Regions from separate parts of the Homo sapiens genome. Here region 1 is linked to region 2. A link is a contact called in ENCODE Hi-C data. All regions are on one chromosome and are shown on one strand. Each heading gives the region's core, a stretch centred on a gene start or an enhancer-like site at or near the end of the contact. The rest is flanking DNA. Distances are from core to core; before and after follow the strand shown. Region 1 holds the start of FSTL5 (follistatin like 5). Region 2 has its middle 280 kb from the start of LINC02233.

Region 1 (4,922 bases), core at 1,617-4,116, 2.7 Mb after region 2:
GCAGTGTGTCTGTAATGAAATGAGTTAATGTCTTAACAAGACATCCAGTGTTGTGTTACTGAATAATCCTTTACATTTTACATGAATTCATTGTAACTCCAAAATACGGTCATTTCTTTGTGGATCAAAGACTTAATAAGGGGCCACCACATTTGAATATCTTTCATAAGTGTCTTCAAAGTTGGCAATTTGATTAGTTTCAGTGGAAATGTTATTCTGCATTTAAGTAGTGTCCCCTATATGCTAAATTTGGGCTTATGATGGGAATCTAATTTTACCTTATTTCAGGACTAAGATGCAAAAGCTAAAAGTGTAGAAAAATCAGAAAAAAAAATGCAGCTAATGTTTTACATTTGCAATCTCACTGAGTCAACCTTTGGTTATTATTGCCAGTAGCATAGTTTGACTTCAGTGTTTAAATATGTTATTGTTAGATGAAACATTAAATTTCATCTTAAAGAATTCCAGATATTGGTAGTTCAAGGTAAATATTTATACTTGAATAAAGACATACATCTTGGAAAACTTTGTGCAAATGGAAGTCAATGACACACTTAGGTACATTTTGAGTAAATATAATGTTTATATATAGTATGCCTTTCAAATAAGTTATAAAATTAAGATATGTATTCATGTTTCAAGATAATAAATAAAATTGAAAATAAAATAAGCCATAATTCTGTTAGAAATTTCACAGCCTAAATATTTATACCAACATAATTAGTTTTAACAAGAACATTTCAAAATTTGTAGTGGAAAGAATGATTCTCTGTGTATTTAAAGGAGATTATGTTGTATAAACTTCCTAGCTCAGTGTTTTATATATTCTTTTTTGCCCCTCTACCCAATCCAGGCTTTCAAAATTTGTATGAATATTTAATTTAAGATCACATGACTGACATGAATCCTACAAAGAATATCTGTTTAGGGTAAAACATGTGAACAACTTCAAAAGATTTACATTTGACCTTTAGTATTTGCAACAATATGCATTGCTTGTGACAATCACTCTCTTGTAGGGCTGTGTAGTAAATACAATGAAAAATCTCTACCTAGAGGATTTAGTTTAAATCATAAAATTCTAAAGCTAAACTTCATCCTAGTAACTCTAATGCAACTAGAGTAGAAATTTTATATTTTAAAATATACAAATATTTAAACCTAACTTAGTGTACGCCTGCTGAAAAGCATAGCTCTATTCAGTTGAATAATACTTATTAAGTACGAAACAGCTTTATATTTAACTCATTCCTATTAATATTGGACATCTACTTGCAACCTAAACTCTCTCTCTCTGGAATGTAAAGGAAATATCCCCCACCCCCGTCCTTTTCCAGGCATCATTTATACTTAATCTAATGTTACTAAATGACATAAATGAGAGACCACAATTCCATTTATCAGGCAAACCATCACACCTGTCAAAGTCATGAATAGTAATAAGAAATACAAAGAGCACAGGATAACTTCTATCATTTAATAATTGCTCACTATGAGAAGTATTGTTCAGTCGTTTTCCACACTGAATTCTTTCTCTGTACACACTCAGAACACACTGCCAATTGATAAAAGGAACATAGCTTCAAAAGAAAATTCTTCTAAGTAAAGAAAAGCTCTCTGTTAAGCATGCAAGAGGTTAAACATTGCTGAAATAGTGAGACATTTTCTCAGCCCACACTTCCCAGTTCCATTCAATTACCAACAGCACAAGCGACTATAATACAAGCGAATACTGTATTATTAAATCAGAACTTCCCATTTACATCCACCTCTAACCTGAGGGGGTTGCAAGGGGATGACATTTGCTAGTCAACAGCAGAACAAACAGCCCCCAACTTGGAAATACACATGACCTTGGGGTGTGGAATGCTCAGAGACTGAGTTTCACAAGTTTTATTTGGATCTACTGCATAACAACACATCTAAATGGACCCAGCATGATGTAAATGTTTCTATACCTACCTCCTCCCTTCCAAAAAATGTTAAGAGAGCTCTGCACTTTGAAGTCTATGCTTTAGATATAGGAATAATATTGATGATTAACCAGAGACTAGTCCATTCAAATAATTATTTGATTATATTTGTTCTAAACAACTTGTTGGTTGATTTATTTAACATCATTTGCTAATATATTTGGGGGGTTTCCTGGAATGGTTCCTATCCTTTGAACCCTGCTGAAAGTATTGCTCTAAAATATTTATATTTATAAAGCAAGATATAACATAATGACATCAACTTCACAAAAAGCAAAGCTCTCAACTTCCCCTCTAGAATTTAGTGCATAATCACTAACAGATTGTCTTGTAATAATAATAATAATAATAATAATAATAATAGTAATTATTAAAATATTTTTGTAATCATTGCCAAAAGTCCAGTTTCAAATTATAAAAATAAGCATAACTTGTTTTTAAATTTTTGTATGGCAGTCTGTATTTCTCCCCCACTTGTAATCATTTATAACAATATTATTTTTCTTACCTTATTTTAACAGTCACAAAAGTCCCCCAGAAAGATTCCTAAACGCTGTGGAAATATAAATCACAATAAAAAAAAAAAACTCTCAAAAGATCGTCTTAGCTGGGGAAAAAAAAATAGTTTGGTCTAAAACTATAGAAATCTCCAAAGTCACGCCTGAATGAGCGCCCAGGTGGCAAACAGAGGACTCTCTCCCACGTCCGATACCACACTCCTTTGTCAAGTTGATATGGGTCCTGTTGGTGAAGCGGGTCCCACAGGGCACAGAGGGTGCAAGAGGGCGTTGCCTTCAGGTGCTGGAGCAACTGGTCCGCTCGCGTCTCAGGTTCAGCACCGACAGCACAGTGGACAGTACCAGCTCCTTTCACCTCCAGTTTGTCTCAGTCACTGAACCAGGCTGATTCTCGCTCCTCCTCCCTAGGCAGGAGCTGCTGCCACTCAACCCGGGGGTGCCCCGCCCCCACCATCTGACGTAACTATTTTGCATATCAACTCGCCGAGAGGTGAGGGGCCGCCCCCTTGACTGGGCTTCTGCTAGAGTCAGCTGCGGCAATCGGGGCAACAAAATTCAGGCTTAACGTCAGCGTGGGCATCTTTGGACTTCAGGATGTATTCTCAACCAGTCCAGTAGAAACTAAACGCTTTGACGGTGCTGGAGCCTTTGCCTTCGCGGGGACTGCCGTTTCTGCGCACTCTAAGATCGCTGCGGGCACAGCTCTGGAAGGAAGACGGGGCGGAGAGAGGGGGCAGTGGAGCACGGAGAGGACCGAGTGGGAGGCGGGTGGGGAGGAGACGGAGAAATAGAATGAATCTATTCAACCATTCTTGAAAACATCTCCAATCCTTTTCATCTTCCTGCCCAAACTTTGCTGCCTCTCCCTGCCATTTGGTTATTTGAACGGATCCGTATTTGGTGTTCCTACTCCCTTCCCTCGGTTCACGGAGCCTCTGGAGGGAGTCGCTGCTGCAGAAACTTGCCTGGAAGAAAAAAAAAAAAATTCTGAGCACTGAGAGAAAACGTGAAAGCTTGCAGCGCTAACCATCATTTCTAAACAGAATCTTAAGGAAAAAAAATACGAGTGCTCCATAGTATATATTATACTTCATATGCGTTCCTATAAAACCTACAGAACCTTCCTTATTCATTCTCATGATTTAAACAAATCCTCAAACTGTATAGACTTGGAGATTCCAGAGGGAAAAAAATTAAATAATAAAAAGTGAAAGTTATCAGCTTCAACTTCCACTGCCAAAATTATGAAGGTTATGCAATATTTATTATGTCTACTATATCAATATTTCTATGAAAGATGGGCTATGCTGGAAGCTTTACATAGCCTTTAGCAATTCTCTCAGTATTTGTGATATTTCTTGTCCCAGTGAAGCTCTAGCCTCCTTGAAGGCAAGAGAAAGGGGGCCTGTCATGCCAAATTCCACAGACTGCTTAAACTTGTAAACAAACACTTTCAGTGAACTGAAGCAATCAATCATCCAGAAGGGTGATTATTCACATTCCATGCACATGTCCCACCTACAGCTATCATGACTTACTTGGACAGAGAAGTGGGTATCTAAAACTAAGCTTAAATTTTCTTAAGTTGGATAAAGCATGTTTAATAAAAAAGGTTGTTTATTCAAATAATGTCATAGCATTTCACACATTGCTTTCCATCAGAATGCATACACACTGATATGTGTCATCATATGCCAGGAGTCTGATATCATCTAGCACTGGATCCACTCACAAGCATTTTTCAGGGACTCTAATCAAAGGAATACACTTACTTATTTCCCCATCAGGAAAAATAATGCATTTTATTTTCTCTAATATTAAGAAGTTATTTGAGGAAGTCTATTTACTTTGTGGACCCATACCCCCAAACTGCTTCTTTCTAGTTACTTAAAAAAGAAGAAATAACAGAGGAAAAAACTATGGTGTTTTTGCTTGAGGGAAGGAACATTTTTTTATTCTGATTCACACCCACATAAAACTTTCTCTATGGCTTTATTCCAGAAATTGCCCATTTCTTTTCTGAACGTACAATCCCCAGTACTATTTCTCCAACACACCTTGACTACAAGTTTTGCATTTTGGGTAATCTGCAATGTTTTTGTTTTCTCAGACAACTACTGATTTTGCATTTGTAAGTGTCAAGTGCCATGACTTTTTGCACAGATATACCCATACATGCATGTATTATGAGTTCTTCAATTCCCAAAGTCATTTTAATAAAGGTGGCAGACACCATGATATGTCAGGAAAGATGATCTGTGGGGGCAGATGGGTGTTGCACAATTACAATTACAATGGAGCCAACTGTATAACTTGAACTTAGGCTGGCTACGGCGCACATGATATGCTTCTTTTGGGAACATCGCATAGCACACTTTGGTCTGCTTCATGCCAATGTGCTGAAATGTCAGAGAAATCTTGATAGTTCACT
Region 2 (4,461 bases), core at 8-2,507:
AAGTATTTAAGAAATCAGTCAAGCAAACAAAAACAATAAAATAAATGTTCTTTACTTATGATGTTCTTTATCTCATAGGCAGCTGCATGCTTACATCTTTAAAGACAACATTTATGTGGCCATGGGGAGATAAAGTAATTGGCTGGTGAATTTGTCATGACCAGTCTGATTTATATAAATTTCTTATCTTCTGCAGCCTTTAAAATTCCATAGTTTAAAAATTCAGTGATTGAAATACTTTAATAGACAGTGTCTTCCAATGACTGTATTTTTACATACATTAGCCACTTACCGTTTGCAAGCTTGGGGATTTTTTGGGCCGGTATGTGATTATATTAACCCAAACTATAATCATTTTTTTTTGGCATAAATAAAGTCAAGCAGTTAGTAGAGGCCAAAGGCCCTAGCAGTCGTTTTAGTACATTTTGGATGGATGCAGATGAAATTACAGAGTCACATTTTATTTGTTGGCTGCTGTCCCAATTATGAGCTTAGCCACATTGGAGAGTTCAGAGAGATCAGAAAAGGAGGTAGGGAGAGGATACACAGTTCTAAGGAATTAATCCATGGTGCTATGGGCTTGCTTTTGCTCTGACCAGCAAAGAGATTAGCTCTGGGCCTCTGACCATATGAGCCTATGTGGATTAAAAAATTCTCCAATGTTTCCAAAACATTAATTATATTCTCTTTACAAAGTTTTACACTTATGCAGCTGGTAGATGGGGCAGGGGAGGTAGGGAGTGGGGAGAAGTGGGGGAGGGGGAGTGGCTGAATCAGATGCCATAATTATTTCAGGACTGGAAACAGAATTGAAATGACCCAGATGGTTACCCTAATGAAGCTGATCCAAAATGTGTGCCAAGAGGCATCAGAGCATGCCTTTCTCTCTGTGTGTGTGTGTGTGTGTGTGTGTTTAGGTGTACAAGTGCAAGTAGGCATGCATGATTGATTTTTGGCTGAAGTGGGCTTGGGGTTATAGCAATGCAAGTGTGGCAGGCCAAGATGGATGTGCATAGGAAAGCAATCACAATGCAGAGCCTCTTCCTGCTATGGCCTCGGGCTAGGCCTGACTCCTCTCAATTGCACCAGCATGGAAAATCCGCTTTCCTTTGGCTTTTAACATAGACCATATTTCCTGGGAATGTCTGGTGCCTTTTGGATAAGGTGCTTGAGGCAGATCAAGCAGGGCTAGGGACATTTAGGCTGCTGACTTGTGCCAGGGCATTTGTCCAAAACTCTGTCTCTAGCAGAAAAACACATATTGTGCTGCATGCTGGGGCGACTGTGACAACCACCTTGTTTATGGACTTTGTTTTACCAACATGAAGCAACATAGCTGCTGCAATGCCACGAGACAAAGGGCAAGGACAGGGCTCAAGACTGATACCATATCTACTCTGGTTTTAAAACAATAGAAAGATTTTTTTTCTTTTCGTGAAAGGACTTGATATATGTAAATCTTCAGCACCATGCTAGGTACATAGTATATACTAATTATAAGTTAGCTATTATTATTTTATTATTCATTTAACATCTTAGCCGTGGATCTAACTGTGCTTATAATTCAGAGGTATTTCTTTAATAAAGAGCCATGAACTTTGTTGGATATGAAGGGAGACTGATTTGAGAATTGATTATAGCAACTTTGCCACCTTGGATAATTGGGACTAAGCCTTCATTTTCTAACTGTAAAACAAAATTAGGATGGGCAGAGTATTCCTATAATTCTTCCCTTGGTAGGGGAAAAAGTTTCTTGCCTACTATGTGTTATGACTGCGTGTGATATTTTATACTTATGACCTCATTTAATCTTCACAATGAATTTGGCTTTATTAAGAGACTGAAATTCACAGAACCCAAGAAATTTGTTAAAAACAGCAATTACTTTCATTTATTGAGCACCTCACATTTGTCAAGCTCTCTACATACCATTCATTATTATTTCCTTAAGGTCACAATGCAAGGCATATTGTTATCATCCAGATCTATAAATGAGGCAACTGTGGCTCAAAGATTCAGCAATTCATCAAGATCCCACAACCAGTTAGTACTGGGGCAACGATTTGAACTCATATCTCTTCAACTCCTAAATCCATCATCTTTCTATTAAAAGAGGGTTGCATTGTGAGATTGCCTTCCCCTAAAGTAGGGGAGATCGCCTTCCCCTACTCCTACTTGAATGAGTCCAAGATGCACTTGTTTGATAATAAATTCTATTGACATTATTCAAGAGCTTAGAGAATAAAAAGTGTCCCAGGGAAAAGTATGCTTCAAAAAACATGGCTTGCCATATGTGCAGAGGAGGAAAAATTAAGTGAGAAGAACCTAAATTGATGAGAGCTTCCAAAGACATAGGGATATAAACAGTCTCTAAATTGGAAATGTGATGTAGTATTGGCCACAGAGCATGCATGTGTGTTTGTGTGCTGGGAGAAGGAGGGAGAGTAAGTAACACAGGCTCTTGATAGATAAGAGAAAAAAGCAGGTACTGCTGCCCTTGTGGGCTTTCTCTCTGATGTATAGGGGGTAGCGCTGAGAATGGGCAGTGGGAACGGGGAGGGTGACCATCCCACATACCTCCTGCTGCTTGGTGGGCACTGCCAAGTGCATTCTCTCCCTGGGCTTGTATTTGGGAAGAGATTACCTTGGGAAATATACTGCGAACAGGAGGGTGGCAGGATTCTTACTTTTGGTTTGGGTTTGGACTCCCTGACTCCCACTCAGCTGCTGGGGCTCCCTCTGATGAATTGCTTGTAATGAAAGTCTGTCTCCTGGGCTAAACAGCACATGGGAGCTCTGATTTTGCCTCTTATTGTGTAACCCCAAGCAAGTTGTTCTACTTCACTGAACTCTGAAGATAACAGTGATCACCTACCTCCCAGGGACCCTATGAGGAATGGCCAGTAAACATGAATATAAGTGCCACATAAACGCTAAGTAAATGACATTAATCCTCCCGTGTACAGTGGTGTGCCTATCCAGGCTGCTAAATCTCTCTTCAGTGACACAAACCCAGGGCCTCAGGATAGGATGTTCTTGCAGAAACACAATTTAAGCCACAAACCAGATCACGTTAGGGGGTGTAACTCCAAGAAGGGCAGACAAATTGAAAGAGATAAGGCTGAAAATCTATCACTAACTCACTCTCTTGGGCTATGGAGTCTAGCACGTATTACGTGATGCCTCAGTGCCTTTCTGTTTGAAAGTCACTTCAGATTGCAAATCCTCACTTGCCTTTGTCTTTCCAAACAAAACTTGATTCTGAACTTTAGAATATAAGTTTTGCATATTTCCAAAAGAAAATTGTGCTGGAAGTGCAGAATAAAGATAGTGGATGCTTTTGCCCAATCTTCCTCTGTGCTTGGTTGAAACAGAATTGTTCAGCTGTTGGCAGTGATCTGTGATGCTGCCGGCTACCCTGGGCTCCTAAATGGTTTTGAAAGCTGCTGGAAATTGTTGTAATAGGCAGCAGAAGGGAAACAGCCATGTTTGCTGCAGGGGAATTTGGGGTTCACGTTGCTGGCTCTTCCTCACACTAGTCATACCTCACAATGGCTTTGGGCAACAAGGTTTGCACTTCTGAATTTTTAGTGAAAATGTCTACTCTAATGGGATTCTGTTACATCAATCTTTAATACACAAATAGTAATCTGGTTATAAGCAAAATGTTCCTTCCTTTCTCTCTTCCTGCCTACCTTCATTTGACATGCATAGTTATCTTTTAAGATAGGGTTAACCATTGCATTTACCTATAAGATGCATAGTTTTACTCTTTCAAACTTAGGATGGGGAGAGATATTGTTTTTGCTTTAAAGATGGGACCCCTCGGTCTGATCTCCAAAGCCGGGTGTTGCTGCTTGTGAAAACTGTCTTGTGCTGGGTTCCATGACACCACACTCTCCTGGTCTTTTGTCAACTTCCTATTTCTTGTCAGTTTCTTTTTGCAGGCTTCTCTGCTGGACCTCCAAATTTTGGATTGATCCATTCAGTGCCTGGTCCTTGACCATCTAATCTTTTTGAATGTGCTTCCATTAAATATGGGAAGATCATTAAATATTGATAACTCTATATTTATATTTTGACCACTGACCTCTGCTTTGATTTTTTTCAGATTTATGTATGCAACTATCTACCTGATTCTCTACTTGGATATTAAATCAAAACTTTCAAATTAACATATCCTGAAATGAACTTTTTATTTCTCCTTGCCCAAAGCCCCTTCTTTCCCAGTCTCTCTTCTCTTCATCTTCCATTTTAATTATTTATTTATTCACTTGGTTTTTGGCTCCTTTTTCTGAGGCAAGATATTTCCTTTTTTAAAATAGAATTTTTCTATATTGCCCAGGCTGAAGTGCAGGGGCTAGTCACAGGTGCAATCATCATGCGCTACAGCCCTGAAATCCTGGCCTCCAGCAATCCTCCCACCTCAGCCCCCAGAATAGCTGGGACTACAGGTGTGTA

Evidence for each region. Hi-C counts contacts between places; a loop is a spot of excess contacts on that map. Pooled maps may share reads with other maps.
Region 1: a loop to region 2 is called in a map of pancreas, with 8 times the contacts of the local background. The contact joins the promoter of FSTL5 here to the enhancer-like site in region 2. A Hi-C loop is called at or near these places in 7 of 168 maps with a recorded cell type or tissue (A673, MCF 10A, PC-9 and 4 more), 13 of 37 single-sample maps with no recorded cell type and 16 of 50 pooled maps.

The regions. Positions count from the first base shown.
Region 1 is chr4:162,161,134-162,166,055 of GRCh38, forward strand. FSTL5 (follistatin like 5) reads right to left here and starts at 2,867. Exons shown (of 16, transcript NM_020116.5): 1 at 2,482-2,867. RefSeq lists an enhancer at 3,021-3,130.
Region 2 is chr4:159,497,639-159,502,099 of GRCh38, forward strand. No RefSeq gene overlaps it. Among named protein-coding and RNA genes, the nearest start is that of LINC02233, 280 kb to the right of the region's middle. Within about 2 kb of position 1,258, at least 2 of the 41 ENCODE cell types and tissues checked have a DNase peak (open chromatin) inside an H3K27ac peak, as active enhancers do.